Linked DNA regions of Mus musculus: region 1 is linked to region 2. A link is a loop called in an ENCODE intact Hi-C map of the cell type or tissue named here. Cell type or tissue: heart. All regions are shown on one strand. Each heading gives the region's core, and the rest is flanking DNA. Links, peaks and the distances in the headings are about the cores only.

What was found. Hi-C counts contacts between places; a loop is a spot of excess contacts. Peaks named below come from ENCODE experiments on the same cell type or tissue, not always from the same donor. Only the 100,000 strongest peaks of a DNase experiment are listed, where the experiment ranks them.
Region 1: it touches region 2 in a loop (2.9-fold over the local background); 3 of 42 quality-filtered maps call a loop at or near these places.

Annotation. Positions count from the first base shown.
Region 1 is chr8:70,667,454-70,676,710 of GRCm38, reverse strand. Lsm4 (LSM4 homolog, U6 small nuclear RNA and mRNA degradation associated) reads right to left here and starts at 3,480. Exons shown (of 5, transcript NM_015816.4): 1 at 3,254-3,480; 2 at 115-156. The coding sequence starts at 3,256. In heart, for the core only: a CTCF peak has its summit at 3,597; DNase peaks (open chromatin) are centred at 2,390, 3,070, 3,390, 4,830 and 2 weaker places; H3K4me3 peaks cover 2,285 bases; H3K27ac peaks cover 4,115 bases.
Region 2 is chr8:70,747,228-70,756,424 of GRCm38, reverse strand. Pde4c (phosphodiesterase 4C, cAMP specific) reads right to left here. Exons shown (of 17, transcript NM_001310465.1): 10 at 9,045-9,197; 11 at 8,860-8,958; 12 at 8,446-8,610; 13 at 8,269-8,368; 14 at 7,903-8,057; 15 at 7,392-7,514; 16 at 7,020-7,202; 17 at 5,239-6,584. The coding sequence ends at 6,318. It overlaps Rab3a (RAB3A, member RAS oncogene family), which reads right to left and starts at 1,722. Exons shown (of 5, transcript NM_009001.7): 1 at 1,562-1,722; 2 at 342-569. The coding sequence starts at 569. In heart, for the core only: CTCF peaks have their summits at 1,659 and 4,223 (motif pointing right); DNase peaks (open chromatin) are centred at 1,834, 3,104, 3,884, 5,894 and 4 weaker places; H3K4me3 peaks cover 2,243 bases; H3K27ac peaks cover 2,351 bases; H3K27me3 peaks cover 3,580 bases.

The sequences.
Region 1 (9,257 bases), core at 340-8,339, 79 kb after region 2:
TTCGGCTTGGCAGCAAGCACCTTTACCCACTGAGACATCTTGCCAGGCCTTCAATCATGAACTGCAAAAGACTGAGCTGTGGGCACATGAAGGGAGGTGGCCCAGAGTGCTTACCATGGGGTGATTCTGCGCTGTCTTCAGCAGCGACAAGGGAAGCTGGAAGGCAAAAGTCAGTGTGAGGTGTAGTCCTCAATTCAGGGACGACCACATGGGCATGGCTACCCCCAATGCACTCGCCTGTCTTCAGGTCACAGGTAACCTCACATCATCCCATTCTACAGATGTGAGCCACCTGGACCTCCCGGACCATTTTGGTCATTTCTCCACAATTTCTGTCACCTGGAACCACAGAAGCGGGGCACAGTCCTCTGTCTGGAGGTAGCTTTTCTGAGGCAGAATCTTGTCATAAGCCCAGGCTGGCCACAGCCTTCTAAATGCACAGGACTGCACACCAGCCTGCTTCACATCCCGTCCATGTGCTTCCAGAACAGGTGACTTGGGTTGCCTGAGCCCCAGGGCTGAGGTCAAGGTGACAGCAAGGCTAGTGACACTTTGCCTTCCAGAGCCAGCATCATAAAGACCAACATAAAGCCAGGTGTGTTGTGCTACACCCGTCATCCCAGTGCCAGGGAGGCTGAGGCAGGGGGATAAGGAATTTTAGATTATTTTCAGCTACAGTCTGAGATCAGCCTGGACTACATTAGACCTGTCTTCAAAATACACAAAAATCAAATTACAGCCAAGCATGCAGTGCACACATTCAATCCCTGCACTGAGAGGCAGAGGCAGGTGAATTATCTATAAGTTCCAGGCCAACTGGGTTACACAGTGAAACAAACAAACAACTACACGAGGGGCTGGAGACATGGCTCAGCAGGTGAGAGCACAGGCTGCTCTTCTGGATGACCTGGGTTCAATTCCCAGCACCCACATGGTAGCTCACACATCTATAACTCCTGTTCCAGGGGGATCCAACACACTCACAGACACATGCATGCAGGCAAAACACATGAAATAAAAATAAATCATTTTAAAAACAGAAGAAACAAACAACAAGAGCCCCAGATCCTCAGGGCCATCATGCCCAGCATGGGGACTTTGGGTCATGAGAGGACTGGGGGAGCCTACAGTACAAGGCCCTTCCCAAGAAGAGCTGAGGGGCGGGGAGGAGTTAGTGGCAGGGAAGTGAAGCTCTAGCCCACTTCCTGCAGAGGCTTCCTGGAAGGGTAGGAGGCAGAGGATGACTTTTGTGAAAATGGCTGGTGGGTGGGTGGGTGGCCTTGGTGATCAGTGACAATGGTGTCCACCCTGATCCTCAAATAAACAGCAGAAAAGAGCCACAGTATAGCATCCTATGGCTAAGCTCCAGGTAGTTGGAGCCATGGTTATCCTTGGCTACAGTGTGAGGCTAACCTGGGCTACATGAGATCCTGTTTCAATAAAGGAATAGAATAGTCAAACTCCCAAATACAAGGCACAGCAAGGGCTCAAGGGCAAACATTGCTAAACAAGAATAGAGGCACACAAAGCTCTTCCGGAACTGCTATGGCCCAGCACAGCCTGGAGGCAGCGATGGCAAGGTCCAGCCTTACTGCTCAACTTTCGTTCCTCCTGCCAGGGCCCCAGCCACCACCCAGGGTGCCCTTCCCTAGACTCTCTGCCCAATCCTGCTGAGCATGTCCCCTCCTGTGGTCAGGACCCTAATGGCCACCCTAGGCTGCCAGCCTGTTTCCAGCTCAGCAGCTGAAGCCGCTCTCTAATTATGGGTGATTAGCATCAGTCTCCCTGGCTAGACACAAGGTCAGTGTGGGCGTGGGCTCTGCTGCAGCAGGGAGGAGCAGTAAACACTTGCTGAACACGCAGGGGTGGGGACACCCAGCACAGGTGCATCCTGTCCAGTGCCACAGGTAAGAAAAGTGTGGTGTAGGGACAGGCCACCACAACCCCCCACTCCCCTACTGTGTGTGCAGTGGGAGAGAGGAATGAAAGAAGTAATTAGGAATGTCTCCCCAAAATGAAGGAAGAAAAAGCTCAGAGTGAAATGGGCCAGGGCAGACAGGGAGGCTGGAGCTGGGATAGTCACAGGCTTTTGAGTGGAGGAGACATAGCTTTACACAGAGCAGCTGCAGGTGTTATAGCCACCCGTTCTGGAATCCAGTCCCAGCACCTCCCATTAGAGGAGCCAGTTCCAGGAAGGGAAATTCCTTCTCAGCCATCATCCAGACTCTCTGGGATCCAGTGTGTAGATGAGATAGCTAAAGAACCAAGTCTAGGGCTCTGAGTTCAGGAATGTTCAGCTGGGACACTCCTGTACCAGCCTGACCGCAGAGATATGGGAGTGTCTGTGCGCACCTGCATGAGGTGGGTGTCCAGTCCTGGACGCACCTGGCCATCCCTTCAGGAAGGCTCAGGGTACACCCAGTGGGGAGTGCTTACCTAGCATGTGTTAGGCCTAGAGTTCCTGCACCACAAAACCCAGGGTCATTCTGGAGTAAAGGCAGGGTCAGGAGTTCACAGTGATGCATGTATACAAATGGAGTTCAAAGGCAGCCTGGGCTATATGAGACCCTGCCTCACATCCTGACTCAAATGTGGAGTATACACGTGTCCTTTCCATACTCCAGTGACTGAAGCAAGAGGATCAGGAGTTTGAGGTTAGCCTGGATTATGTCAGTTCAGATCAGAAAGCCTAACCAAAAAACAAACCAAATATCCTACCATCAAGAACTGGGGAGATGGGAATATGTGGCTCTCCTCACTTAGGCCAACGCGCCCCTCGACAGAGCAGGGGGAAACCTGGCCTCCTTTACTTGTTTATGCCAGGTCTAAGAGTCCCCAAACTGAGGAGGCCTGAGCCTAAACTAGGAGAAAAAAAAAATCCTTTCTTCCTGAGCAAGACATGCTGTGTGTCCCAGGGAGAGAATCAACCCGCTCTCTGAGCTGGATTTCCAGCCAAAGGCGTGGGCAGCTGAGGTCAGACACCAGATAAGCATCAAGAGGGCAACGAAGCCCACGTGAGCCATTAAGCCCGCCCATTTCCCGGAAACGCAGCTTTCCTATCAATGACGGTGACAAGCCCCGGAAACGATCATAGTCCCTCTTCCGGTCGCAAAAACCGTGTCCATCAAGAGATAAATCCCCAACGGTGACCGTCTGGGGCCCTGGAGGGACACCGGTCACTCCGGCCTCAGTTTCCCCCATCTCTCAGCAGCCCGAAGACCCTGCGCGCGCCCCTCCGCCTCGCGGCCCTCACCATCTTCCCTGCAGCGATAACTTCCGCCGCGGCACAGACACACGCGCTCCCACCGGCGGCCCACCGCGCGCCCCAGACTGAAAAAGACTGGCAGAAACTATGACCAATCAGCGAGCAGCTCAACGGACATCTATCCAATCGGGACGGGCTAGGGCGGTACCTACGGAACAAGACGGACGGCCTCACCGTATTTCTACGGTGGGATTGAGAGGTAGCCGTAAAGTGCGACACTAGAACGACGCAAAAGGCCGCAGCACAAGTTACGCCCACTACGGGGTGTATGTTGGGAAAGGGCGCCTGCGCAGAGGTGCTCTCCTGGATCTGGTTCGGCGCCTAATTCGGCGCCACACTGTGGGCGAAGCTGGCTAATGCATGCGAGTCGCGCGGTGCCTATTTTGCGCTCCTAGCCTTTCATTCTTTGTTTTGTTTTGTTTTGTTTTCGAGACATTGCTTCTCTGTGTAGCTCTGGCTGTTCCTGGAACTCACTCTAGACCAGGCTGGCCTCGAACTCAGAAATCCGCCTGCCTCTGCCCACCAAGTGCTGGGATTAAAGGCGTGCGCCACCACTGCCCAGCTCTAGCCTTCCATTCTTGCCCTTATGGATCTCTTTGTCTTTACCAACTCAAATAGAATCTTTGAACACGAACGGCAGGTCTGGCGTTCCCTGGCGACAGGAAGTGAAAACAAATCTCTGGGATTTTCCTGTTTTGAGATGGGCTTCTGTGGCAGCTGAAGCTAGCCGATCATGAACTTGCATTAGACCCCGACTCGGCTTCTCCACTGCTGGATGGCCACTGTGGGCCATCAAGCTTTAATCCTTGCTTTAAAAAAAATCATTATCATTTTGGGAGGAACATAGTGTTTCTCTGTACATCCCTAGCTGGCCTTGAACACACAATGTAGACCAGGCTGGTATCGACCTTCCAGAGATCCTAGTGAGTGCTGGGATTGCAGGTGTGCACCACCATGGTTTAATGTGTCTTCTTGAGCTACAAATTCAGGTTCTCATGCTTGCCCAGTAGGGGTGCCAAAGAATGATATTCCGGACTCAAATAGTATGAAAACTCAAAGAGTGTCTTATTATGCAGAAGTTGAGCATGCTGGAGTCTCGAATTACCAAAATAGACACCCATGTTAACTTGGAGGTTTGATTTAAAGCACATTAGGAAATTCCGGGGCAGGTGACCTCTATGTTAATCTGTGAGGTCCATCTCTATGGACGTTCCATGGCAGGGCTGCGGGGGCTGGAAACTTACTGGGGAGGTCTGGAAACTGTTGCTTACCCATTGTCCTTGCCTCAGGCCAGGTGGTGGGGCAGCTTCTGAGGCCTGGACTTGTCTGGAATTGGCCAGTTCTTGGAAACAGATTTAGGCCACCTCTCCTTAACTGCCAGTTTGAAGCTTGTCATGAAGTCAGCCTAGCCTTCTCATCAGGAAGCATTTTTACCCATGGAGCCATCTCCTAGCCCTTCTATTTATTTTTATTTTCTTTGGCTACTGGTTATGGAATCAGAGCTCCACCCTGAGCTGTCCCAAGCAGGACAGCTGTTTGACCAAGCTGCTGAAAGGCCCTGGTACAGAATGTTAGCGATGAGTTCACTTGTTGGGATCCTCTGACCCGGGAGACTCCCTTGGCACACTCCCCAGGGCTCTTCTAAGTGATGGAGTGAGACTCCCGCACTAAGACTGCAGCTCAGCGGGAGGGATAGAAGCCCTGAGCTCCCGCCCCCACCCCCACCGCTAACAATAAAGTAAAGCAGTAAGTGCTGAGGAGCAGCGCCTGAGCAGAATGGGCACTATCTCAGCACTGTGGAGGCACTGCTGGAGAAGCACAGGTTCAAGACCATCCTCCACTTCATGGACAGTTCAACAACAGCCGGGTCTACTTTACTCTGTCACTAATAAGGAAAAGAGAAATATGTCAATGGGTCTGCTGACCTCATGTCTAAGATTAGAGAGTATCTGTCACCCCAGAATCCAGCTCTGAGATGGGGACCAAAGGGTTTGTGATGTGAGGATCTGAGATACCTAGGGAAGAAGCAGCCCATGACGGGGAACTTGGACCCCTGCAGCAAGACTGGGTGAGTTCCAGCAAAGTTGCCGTCAGCCCTCAAGGGAGGCTTGGCTAGCCCATGCTTCTGCACACAGAGTGGGGGCGGGGGCGGGAGCCTTGAAACCTGAGGTGCTACTGCTCAGTGACAAGTCACTTAAGTCACCTAGGTGAAGGGTCAAAGCTCCCTACATTAAATAAAGCCATTGCCACAGTGGAGAAACATCCCTCCGACCTGGCTTCCTGCACTCCAGCCACCATCAGAGGAGCCTTTTCTGACTGGCCAAATGGGCCTGTGTACACGATGGCCAGGGGAGAGGCCCACAGCAGCAGCAGCCTCAATAAACAGGCTGCATACCTCTATTCTGTGTGCCTACAGCTCCCAGCAAGTGATACAGCACCAGTGCTGAGCTTCCAAGTGTGGCCTGGGCGGCTGCTGCACACTGGGAAGGTGCACTTGTGTGTCTGTTCTTCCAAAAAGATAGGGACAGGTTCCAAACTCTGTGGATAAAGAACAACTGGGCACAGGGCGTGGTGGCTCACACCTTTAATCCCAGCACTTTGGAGGCAGAGGCAGGCCGATCTCTATGAGTTTGAGGCCAGCCTGGTCTACAGAGTGAGTTCCAGGACAACCAGAGCTACACAGAGAAACTCTTGTCTTGAAAAACAAACAGCTGAGCCTGCAAGATGGCTCAGCAGGCAGAGGAGCTTGCTGGAAGCCTGGTGACATGTGTTTGATCCCTGCTACCAACATAGTGGAGCCCAGCACCCCACATACTCACACAAATAAGAAAACTGACATACAAGTATCAGAGTTAAAAGAAGTTCTATCTTCTTTAACTCTTTAACGTTCTCTTTTGCAGCAGTACTGTGTATCTTGTATGTAGGTATGAGGGAGGGTACATGTGGCCTCCTGTGGCCTTCAGAGGCCAGATGCGACAGCAGCTCCTCCATCCCTCTCCACCTTGCTTGCTGAGGAAGCATCTCTTACCTAAACTGAAGCTTTCCTTTCTGGCTAGGCTGGCTGGCCAGTGAGCTCCCGGCACCTCAACGTCTCTGACTCCTCAGTGCCAACTCATGGATGGCTGTGCCTTACTTTTTACATACGCATTTTTTTTTTAATTAAAAAATTGCATTTACTTAGAAGCATTCAGAATGTCAACAAAAAAGCCGCATTTTTCTTTTTTGCAATTAGAGTGGTCTTCAGTTAACAGAACAACAATTACTTCATATAAGCTGCATCAGAGACATCTGAAGATGAAAAAACAAAACAAAAATAAAACCAAAGGCCGGGCATGGTGGCGCACGCCTTTAATCCCAGCACTCGGGAGGCCAGGGCTATACAAAGAAACCCTGTCCCGAAAATAAATAAATAAATAAATAAAATAAGATAAAACCAAGCCAGGCGTGGTGGTACATGCCTTTAATCCCAGCACTTGGGAGGCAGAGGCAGGTGGATTTCTGAGTTCGAGGCCAGCCTGGTCTACAAAGTGAGTTCCAGGACAGCCAGGGCTATACAGAGAAACCCTGTCTCAAAAAACCAACCCCCCCAAAACAAAACAAACAAACAAACAAAAGAAAACAAAACAAAAAATAAACTACTGTCCCCATATATAACAAATTTGTGCTGTGTACCAAGAACCTGCTTAAAATTTCCATGCCAATTTACAACCCCCAGACTGTACCAGGCAAGGTTAGTGGCTATTGAAAATACCACCAGGACAGGGCTATCTAAAGACACATTCAGTAGTGTTTTAACTATACCAAAAAGTGAGAGAGAGAGAGAGACACACACATACTGTACACTTTAAAAAACAAATCTTACACACCCTTACATTTCAAATTTTTTCTTTAGAAGGAGTGAGTTGGGGCTGGAGAGATGGCTCAGTGGTTAAGAGCACTGACTGTTCTTCTGAAGGTCCTGAGTTCAAATCCTAGCAACCACATGGTGGCTCACAACCACCCGTAATGAGATCAGATGCCCTCTTCTGGATTGTCTGAAGACAGCTACAGTGTACTTACATATAATAAATAAATAAATCTTTAAAAAAAAAAAAAGGAGTGAGTTGTTTACAGGGGGGTTAAGTGCTTAATAAATAAGAAAAAAAACTGTGTGAGAACCAACTTATTTATTATGTATGAGTACACTATAGCTATCTTCTTTCTTCTTTTGTTTGTTTGTTTGTTTGTTTGTTTTCGAGACATGGCTTCTCTGTGTAGCCCTGGCTGTCCTGGAACTCACTCTGTAGACCAGGCTGGCCTCGAACTCAGAAATCCGCCTGCCTCTGCCTCCGGAGTGCTGGGATTAAAGGCGTGTGCCACCACCGCCAGGTTCTATAGCTATCTTCAAGCTATCTTCAAACACCCCAGAAGAGGGCATCAGATCTCATTACAAATGGTTATGAGCCACCATGTGGTTGCTGGGATTTGAACTCATAACGTCTGGAAGAGCAGTCAGTGCTCTTAACCACTGAGCCATCTCTCCAGCCCTTACACAGATTTTAAACTCAGATCCTTTTGCTTTTCCCCACCGGGTCATCTCCCTTGGGTCCCAAAACAAGTAGCTGGGGGATAGCAACTCATACCTGTTGTCTTAGTTAGGGTTTCTATTGCTGCAGCAAAACACCAGGACCAAAAAGCAAATTGGGGAGGAAAGGGTTTATTTGGCTTATATTTCCATATCATAGTTTATCACCGAGGGAAGTCGGGACCGGAGCTCAAACAGGGCAAGGACCTGAGGCAGCAGCTGATGCAGAGGTCACGGAGGAGTGTTGTTTACTGACTTGCTCCCCATGGCTTGCTCAGCTGCTTTCTTACAGAACTCAGGACCACCAGCCCAGGGATGGGACCACCCACAGTGGGCTGGGTCCTCCCCCATTGATCATTAATTGAGAAAATGCTTTATAGCTGGATCTCATGGGGGAATTTCTTCAACTGAGGCTCCTTTCTCTCTGAGGACTCTAGCTTGTGTCAGGTTGACATAATATGATGTCATCCCAGCACACATACCTCCATGACTGTTAGTCAGGATGGGCATCAGGGAGATGTGGGGCTAGCAGCCAGAGGTGCCCACCGGGGCATTAGCGGCACAATTGCTATGGGTATCACCAACGCTTACTGGATGGAGTAGAGTCCTGGTCCAGAAGAGGGCTTGTGTCTGCGTCTGCAAACAGGTTGTGGCTCTACACCTGTGGCTGGGGACCTCATTGGCCCCGTGGGGAAGCTACTGTTGTTTGCCTAAATGGTCAGGAAAGGGGGAGAGAAGGTGTGATGGAAATGTGTCAAAAATGTATGAAAGCCACCCTCCTCTGGCTGAACAAACACATGCTAATACAGCAGCCAGGGGAGAGGCAGGATTATTGCCATAAGTAGAGGCAAAACAGCAAAACTGCCTCAACATAACCAAAGCCAAAAGTAACAAAAGATCCAACAACCCCGGGGCTGGTGAGATAGCTCAGTGAGTAAGAGCACTGACTGCTCTTCTGAAGGTCCTGAGTTCAAATCCCACAACCACAATGTAGCTCACAACCATCTGTAATGAGATCTGGCGCCCTCTTCTGGAGTGTCTGAAGACAACTATAGTGTACTTACATATAATAAGTAAATAAATCTATTTAAAAAAAAAAGAACCAACAATTTCTCTGGAATGTGGGGAGCCTGGTTTGCATAGCAAAACACTTCTGAAAACAGAGAGAGAGAAAGAAAGAAAGAAAGAAAGAAAGGAAGGAAGGAAGGAAGGAAGGAAGAAAGAAAGAAAGAAAGAAAGAAAGAAAGAAAGAAAGAAAGAAAGAAAGAAAGAAAGAAAGAAAGAAAGAAAGAAAGGACAGAGGAGAGTTTGGGGAGATTGGTGTAATGGCCATGTCTTTAATCCCAACACTCAAAAAGCAGAGCCAGGTGGATCTGTGAGCTTGAGGCTAGCCTTGTCCACATAGCAAGTTCTGGGTACTAGGCAGTC
Region 2 (9,197 bases), core at 1,198-9,197:
AGAAGGGACCTCGCAGCAGCCCCCGAGAGAAAAACGTGCTCCAAGGTTGTCCAGCAACCACTTTGAGGCCCGGGGACAGTGGGTCAGGAAAAGCAGACAGTGACCCAAATGGGTCACTGCAAGGCCACTTAGTCACTCAACAAACATGTACTGGGTGCTGCCTGAATGCCCTGTGCCACACTATGCTAGAAGATGAGTGGGGATGCTCGGGACTTAGGAAAACGGGAAGCTCATACTGGGATGGAGATGCAGGCCTTAAATCCCAGCGCCAGCCGATGGCTAGCCTCAGCTTCCTTTTGTGGGGGTTGGCAGGAAGACATCTCCCCTCCAGCCCTACACACCCAGATCTGCAGCTTGATCCTCTTGTCGTTGCGGTAGATGGTTTTGACCTTGAAGTCTATGCCAACGGTGCTGACAAAGGCTGGAGTGAAGGAGTCATCTGCGTAGCGGAAGAGGAACGAGGTTTTGCCCACGCTGCTGTTCCCAATGATCAGGATCTTGAACATATAGTCGAAGTTCTGGTCTGAGGACTCCTTCTGCCCATAGCGAGAGTCTGTGGCGGAAGCCATCTGCGGGAGGCGTGGCACAGAGGGCCTGAGGGGAGCATCAGGACCACGCACAGGGTGGGCACGGCACAGGGGTAGGTGAGGATACCCCCCAATGTCACATGCTCAACCCCCCCAACCAACATAAGGCAGAGCTGTGACCTTGACAGCACCAAGGTTTTAAGCAGGCTGTGAACCTCAGATTCCCCTGTACCCTGAGGGAAGACTGAGCCTCCTCTGCCTTCCCATCAGTCTCTCACAGAGACCCACACCGGAACATGAATACAGGAGGATCCCCAGTTCTCGCTCATCCTTATTTTTCTCCTGCAAGAACTGGGGCCCTGAGATAGCCACATCACGTGACGAAGACAGGATGAACGTAGGCTCACACACACAAAATCGCGAGCACAAGAGCGCGCACGCATACACACACACACACACACACAAGCACAATGAAGCATCTAGGGCAGGCAGACCCAAACACCTGCCCTGCATGCAAGAGTGGTGCTAACAGGCGAAACAAGCAGACATGTATGGTGTGTGCAAGCCCATGTGTGAGCACAGCTCCCTGCACCAATGCACGACTGTACCTGGCCATCCGGGAGGACACACCACACACGCGCATGGCTCCACACGCGTGTGAGCACATACTTGAACTAAGATCCACGCGCACCGCGCACGCGGACCATGCACGCACAACGTATCACAAGTGTGCACGCTGCGCGTCCTGCGGTCACTCGAGCCTCTCCATGCCCAGCGGGCGCGCACACGCGTGTTCACCCCACGAGCACGAGCACGCACAAGCCTCCCGCAAGGCCTGGCTTTCCCCTCCCCCTCTGTCGCAGAGCCCGGGCCCCAGGTGCCAGGTTAAGGGCGAGGGGTGCGGGATGCGGGACCAAGAATGCCAAATGCGAGACCCATAGCCACTACACCCGAGTTGCGCTCCCCTTGATCCCCCAGCTGTCAGTGAAACGCGGGCTCCTCAGTGTGTGGACCTGGGTTGCGCTCACCCTTACCCTCTCTAAGCTGAGACAACGCTGGCGACGGCGACCGTGGCGACTGCGCTGGCGACCGGGCCCCAGAAGAGGATGCGGGGGATGCAGGCGGCGGCGGGGGCTGCAGGCGGCAGCGGAGGAGGCTCAGGCCCCTGCAGTCCTAGCTGACGTCCTGCAAAGCCAGGGGCGGGGCTTTCTATGCAAACGAAGCTGTGACGTTAGGGGAGGGACTGCATCGACAGCCGCGGGACCACACTGGCCTGCGCCGGCAGAAGAGGGGCAGGGCCTGGTAAGCCACTGGAAGACGGGGCTCTAGGGAGGCATGAAGTTTCCATTGGCTGATGCTCTCGAGCGACGGACCGAATATCAAATCAGCGATTCCTACGTCTTTAGAGGCCCAATGGTGACTGCTAGGTGTTTGAAGGGCGGAGAGGCTGAGGCCAGGACCTAGCTCTGGTTGGAAACTTGTGGTTAGAAGTCCTTGCTTTTGAGACGTGAAGCACTCAGGAGTTTAGGTTTTGTTTTGAGAAATGGTCTCAAGTAACAAGCTGGTCTCGAACTTGCCAAGTAGCAGAGGCTGATCTTGAACTCTTGATCCTCCCGCCTGCACCTCACAAGTGTTGGATTGGCAGGCATACATCTTGATTACATTTTAGGGCTCAAAAAACTCATTAAAGACCACACAGAATTTTTAGTCCCAGCACTCAGAAGGGAGATGGAGGCAGATCTCTGTGAGTTCGAGGCCAGCCTGGTCTACAACGTGAGTTCCAGGACAGCAGGACTATGAAGAGAAACTTTGTCTCAAAAAACAAAATAAACAAGCAAATAAATAAATAATTTTTAAAAAAAGAAAGAAAGAAAGAACTGTTTTTTGATGGGCTGAGGATAATTCTCAGTTTGGTGGGGAACCTGCATCACAAAGACCTGGGTTGATCCAGGCTCCTGTTCTCTGCACTGGGAGGAGAAGGGAAGGAGGGGAGAAGCAGAAGTCCAAGGTGATCCTCAGTTACATAGTGTCTTAAAGTCAGCTTGATCCACATAAAACCCTGCCTCAAAGAAATAAAGGAGAAAATCCGGTCTGTGCAAAGAGAAAAGGGTCTGATGAGTCCCCAGAGAACCCCTTGCTTCCTTGCGCACTTAGGGCTCAGAAGTATCCTGACCCATAAGTCTTCCAAAATTGTAATGAAAGACCAAGGAAGCAGAGAAGATTCAAGAGTAGCTGCCCAACGCCCTTTACGATATGGACACTGGGACCCGGGTAACCCTGTGTCTCAGGAAGGTGGGCGCAGAAATGCAGACTTCCAAGCCGCTATGATACACACGACTCATTCCTGCAAATCTGCCTGTCAAGGTGGGAATCTGGGGTCTATCCTATTCTTCCTCTCCGTGCGGCCGGGCAGGGTCCCCATCGCTTCCATTCCCACAGGAAGCAGAACTGGGAACGTGTCCTGGCCCTGTTTATAGACCTCCCCGCCAGCTGCGGAGGCGCCAATGGACCAGAATAACTTGTCGCCTGGATGCTCGTCCACCCCCGCGAGGAGCCTGGAGCCCCGCCCAATCCGGGGCCGCTGGAGGAAGCTTATTTCCTGCTTCCCCTGCACTTCATGCAGAGACACAAAGTGACCATCAGTTTGTTACTTAGCGAGCTCCGGGCCCACGCGGAGGCTACTGTGGGGACCGGGACCGGGTTTGAGGACAGAAAGGGTGCAGGAGGAGCCTGGGACACTGGAGCCTGATTTGGATTTATTCCGAAGGGATAAGGTTAGGGGAGGAACCCATTTGCTTCCACCACCAAGCAAGGGCTCCAGGAGAACTGTGCTGGTAGCTCAGTAGGTGGCAAGGCTTCATCGGAACACTTGGAAAGCTGAGGCAGGAGGGTTGTTGAGTTCTTTATCATCCTGGATCACAAAGTGAGACCCTGTTTCATACTATAAACGTGTGCGGGGAAACTGCTGGCATGGTAACAGAAACCTTTAATTACACAGCACTTGGGAATTTCTGAGTTTGAGGCTCCCCAGAGAGGACAGCACAGCTGTCTGGAAGAATGAAGCAAGTGTGTTAAAGGCCTGGGCAAACAAGAGCACAGGCAGAAGAAGGGACAGAGGGAAGCTGTTCCTCAAATCTTTCTAAGTTATATTCATTTATTTGTGTTGGAAAGAGGGGAGTGTCACAGGACAACCTAGGAAGTCAGTTCTTTCCTTCCAGCACAAGTCCTAGGAATGGAACTCACGTCATCAGGTTTGTGTGACTTCCAAATTCTCCCACAGTGAACACACATGACTTTGTTTAACAAGAAATCTCTAAGGGTCGCCTCTTAAGACATCTGGAAGGAAGAAGGAAATGTTCCAGTGTGTGACCCCAGATGGCCTTTTGTGCCTCCTGGGGATGAATAGCCCGAGTCATAATATTTACAGAGGAAGTCGCCTGCCACTCTGGCTCCTTGGAGGCCTTGGTCAGGTGCAGAGTTACAGGCTCAGAGGGAAAAAGGAAAAGGGAAAGAGAGGGACCCCCCCCCCCCCATGGCACATGCCTGTTACCCCAGCCAAGCACTCGAATGGTGGAGGCAAGAAAATAACGTTAGTGTCATCCTCTGCGGCAAACAAGTCTGACATTAGAACTTGAGACCATGAGACCTTGTCTCAAAACGGCCAAAGAACTGTTTGGAAAACAAACAGGGAATCAGTCATACCGCCAGGGGGCACCAGTGCCCACTCTTAGTATATAAGCTCTGAGGGACTAGTTATGACTCAGTTTCCACACAAGAGAATGAGTAGGTGTCGCGGCTATTCCTGGTTGTCAACTTGACTATATCTGGAATGAACTACAATCCAGAATTGGAAGGCTCACCAGTGACCCTAATCTGGAGGCTTGGAGATAGAAGTTTCTGATCTGGATCTTGGTATGGAGATCTTAAGACATAGTGGCTATGGCTTCCAGAAGATTAAGACAGGGAGATCTCATGGGCTGGAGAGATGGCTCAGTGGTTAAGAGTACCGCTGCTCTTCCGAAGGTCCTGAGTTCAAATCCCAACAACCACATGGTGGCTCACAACCATCCGTAATGAGATCTGACACCCTCTTCTGGTGCATCTGAAGACAGCTGCAGTGTACTTACATATAATAAATAAATAAATCTTTAAAAAAAAAACAAAAACAGGGAAATCTCTGAGTTCAAGGTCATCTGTGATTAAAGGTGTGGTGGCACACACCTTTAATCTGGGCTACACCTTCTGCTGGAGACCTACATAAGGACATTGGAAGAAGGAAGGCTTTCTCTCCTTCACCTGCTTGCCGTGTAGGACTGAGCAACTGCTAGATCCTTGGACTTCCATTCACAGCTGCTGCTGACCACTGTTGGGAGTTGAACTGCAGACTCTAAGTCATCAATAAATTCCTTTACTATATAGAGAATACCCATAAATTCTGTGACTCTAGAGAACCCTGACTAGGGAACGCCTATGGTGAAGAGAGGTGTGCCGGCACTCTGGTTTGAGAAGCCCAATCTTGTCAGAGACAGGGATCCTCATTGACGGGAAGACTGAGGCCTGCAGTGCTCTTCTATTTATTCTATTTTTGCAGTGATAGAAATGGAACTCAGGACTTCCCAAAAGCTAAAGCTCTGTTACCAGAGCCACACCCCAAGCCCCTCATTGGGCAATTCTAGGCAGAAGCTCCACCCCTTAGCCACACTCCAGCTACTTTTTTTTTTTTAAAGATTTATTTATTTATTATATGTGAGTAACCATTGCTTTCTTCAGACACAAAAGAAGAGGGCATCAGATCCCATTTCAGGCCACACAGTGGTGGTGGCACATGTCTTTAATCCCAGCACTTGGGAGGCAGAGGCAGGTGGATTTCTGAGTTCGAGGCCAGCCTGGTCTGCAGAGTGAGTTCCAGGACAGCCAGGGCTACACAGAGAAACCCTGTATCGAAAACAAACAAACAAAACAAAACAAAACAAAAAACAGATCCCATTACAGATGATTGTGAGCCACCACGTGGTTGCTGGGATTTGAACTCAGGACCTCTGGAAGAACAGTCAGTGCTCCTAACCACTGAGCCATCTTTCCAGCCCACTTCCAGCTCTTTTTATTTCTAGTCAGGCTGCCCAGCCTGGACCAGCTGTCTCCACACACACACAGCCAAGTCTGGGGGATGCCTATGGTGAAGAGAGGTGCACCAGCACACTGGTTTGAGAAGCCCAATCTTGTCGGAGACGGGGATCCTCATTGATGGGAGGACTGAGGCCTGCAGTGGTCTTCTAGGAGGGTCACCGGCCTCCTGATATCTAAGAAGAGTCTTGTGCAGCCAATGGTGTCAGGAGACACCAGACCTCAGTGGGAAGTGTTCCCCGCCCGCATTTTACGAAAGGGATTCCCCCGAGGGACTCAGTAAAGGCTTGCAGCTGGACTGGTGAAGGCAACATTGGTTCCATCTTTAGTGCCAAAAAAGAAACCAACTAAACCATAACACAGAGTCCGACTGCATGTGCTGAAGCTGACGTGCAGACTGCAGCTGAGTCTAAGTCTGTCTTCTGAGATGCAGGAGTCGGCGCTTCCCAGGGCTGGTGCCATTCCAGTCTGTGGGCAGAGCTGGTCCCAGCCTCCCTCAGGCTTGGCTCTGTGTAAACCTTGGCTGTCCTCTTTGAGTGGTGGAACGTCATCAGTGCCCATAGGTGCCCATGGCCTGACCAGGACTCCACGGTCCACACTAAGCTAGCCCAACTCTTGTTGGACAAAGCAGACCCTGGGCTCTGGGCTGGCCTTAGAGGACAGGAGTTAAGTGCTGGGTAACTCTGAGGACTCCCTGTTCAGTGCTGTGCACTGCCCTTCATCCTCCTCTTCCTCCTCTTCCTCTGCTTCCTCCAGGGTCAGCTCAAACTTGAACCTGTCCGAGCCCATGGTGTGTGGAGGGCTGCAGGGAATCCTACTCTGATACCACTCTCTGTTGTCTTCCAAGGTGTCCAGAAGCTCCTGAGCATCGGGGTGCACTAGGTCAGCCCATGTCTCCCACAATGGCTGAGCGATGTAGTCAATGAATCCCACCTTAGGGTGATCACAGAAGGGGCAAGTGAGACCCAGTGAAACCTAGAATTAGTCCCATCTCACAGTTGGCCACCTGGTGTTCTCAGCCTGGAATTCTCATTTGCCAACTCCTATTCATCCTTCAAAATCCTCTTGAAAAAAGCCATCCTGGCACAACAGGAGGAGACTGAGGCAGGGTGATCTCAAGCCAGTGAGTTCTAGGCCAGCCAGGGTGACAAAATGAGATGTCTTCAAAACAACAAATCAAAACATCTGCCCTAGCTGGCTGGTGGCGCACACCTTTGATCCCTGCACTTGGGAAGCATAGGCAGGCGGATCTCTGAGACAGAGACCAGCCTGGTCTACAGAGGAGGTCCCAGGACAGCCAGGGCTGCACAGAAAACCCTGTCTCAAGAAAGACTCCGCCCTGTAGTGGGCACAGCTCCCTTCCCGCACCTGGGATTTCTCCATCGAGGCTGTGTGTTTGTCGCACATGGGGCTGATGTCCAGACCCGACTCTCGCTCCCGGTCACCCTGCTGGAAGAACTCGGCCATGATGCGCTCCGTCCACTGGCGGTAGAGGGGTAGCGGCTTGGCGGGGTTGCTGAGGTCAGCGCAGTGCACCAGGCTCTGGAGAACCTGTTGGGTATGGGGGGACTCACAAGGCCCAGCCACGCCCCACCTCACCACATCCCAAAGCTGAGTGTAGTGTGGTGGTGCGCGCCCAAGGCAGGAGACTGTTGACTACTGAAGCAGTCTGAGCTACAGAGTAAGACTCTCTCAGGAAGCTAAAGCTGAAAACTGAGGCTATGGCCCCGCCTCACAAACCTGGATGCGGTCAGAGTAGTTGTCCAAGAGCAGGACGCCAAGGCTGGTCACTTTCTTCGTCTCCACCATGGTCTTGAGGTCGGCCAGAAGGCTCATGTGCTTAGACATATCTGTGGCCAGCACCTGGGAGGACAGTAAATTAAGGATGCTGCGCCTCTGAGACCTGTGCCTCAGTATCCCCACCTGTGAGAGGGAGGATGGAAACACTGGGCGGCACAGTTGTCAACTGAAGATGCCCGCCTGTCAGCACAGAAGTGAAGGCAGGGGGATGAACTTAGAAAACGTAGATAACAAACAGAGGAATACCCAAAGGGCACAGGTGAAGTCAGTACACAACAGGCACCTAATATAGTATTGAATTTATAGATGAAATATGCGACCCTCAACCCCCGACAACCCACTGACTGGGATAAATCAAGCGGGCCACTGGAAACCCCGTGCCTGTTGCCATGCAGCCTGTGTGGGAAGCCTAACCCTCGTAGGGCATCACTGCCCCGTGCCGTGACGTCACCATGTCTATGACCATCCTGCGCAGACTCAGTCTCTGCTTGGTACTGAGGTTCCGGAAGATGTCGCAGTTTTCCCCCTGCAGGAGCTTGAAGCCTACCGCGAGGTGATGGTTCTCCAGCACCGATGAATCATTGTACATCAGTGCCAGCTCTGAGTCTGTGGGGACAACCAGGGACTCAAGATCCAACTCCACCCAAACACTGTTGAGGAGAAATGTCACTGGCCAACTCCTATGTATGCAGGGGAGCCCAAACTCTAATGCCCCTTCCAGGAGAAAGCCATTCAAGTCATGGACACCCGTCTGAGTCTGCAAGATAGGACAGTTGAGGACATACTGGGCAACTCTGGCTATGTTCACCTCACTTACTGGTGTTGATGAGAAACTGGTTGGAGACCCCCGGGTGGTCTACGTCGTGTATAGCACATGCAAAGATAGCTGCCAAGACTTCTAGGTCCGTGAACACAGCCTGGATAGAGCCTGGGCGTCAGGGCGGAGGGTGACTGCTCTGCCCTGCCCACCCATGTCCTTGGCTGGGTGTGGTACCTCCAGGGCTGGGGTGCCCAGCAACACGTGTGCGGACTGCACCACATCGGCAGCATGCATGCTGTTGTGGTACGCCACGTCGGAGTGGTAGTGCCCCTCTAGTGTCAGCAAGTACGCCAGCAGCGTGTCTGCTGGGATCTGGAACGTCTTGAGGAGGTCTCGTTCCTGGTGCAACACAGACCTATCTCAGGGCCTTGGCTTTGGGGCTCCAGCTCACCTCACCCCACTCCTCTCCTCTGTGTCCAATGCCCCTTCCTCCAGGATGTCCTGGTGCTGCTGCAATCCTGAGTTCCTTCTGCCCTTGTCCCCTTTTCTACTCTACCCACCACCAGTACAGGTCAGGGCTCCGCCATTCCGATCTGGGTCTTTTCAAGGCCGGAACAGGACAGCCCAAAGCAAAGGCAGGAGAGGCACCTGGAAGACGCTGAATATGACAGCTGTGAGAGGCCGGTTCCCACTCAGCTCAGCCACTTTGAACACATCAAGTCCCCATTTGTTGGTGTCTTCAAGCTCCTACGAGTGACAGCAGCGCCACATTTGTCCCTCGAGCTCCATGTACAGGTTAGGAAACTGAGGCCCGTGGCTCTGGGGAGACCCACCTTAGCCAGCTGCTCCTCCTGATCTGTCTGGACCCCAAAGCGTGGGATAGCAGCTGTGGGAAGGCTGGTGTGGGAGGACCTACGCAGCTCAGTGATCTGGGCCATGGGCCATGGGTCGTCTTCCGTGGGCGGCTGAGGCAGCTCAACCTCAGC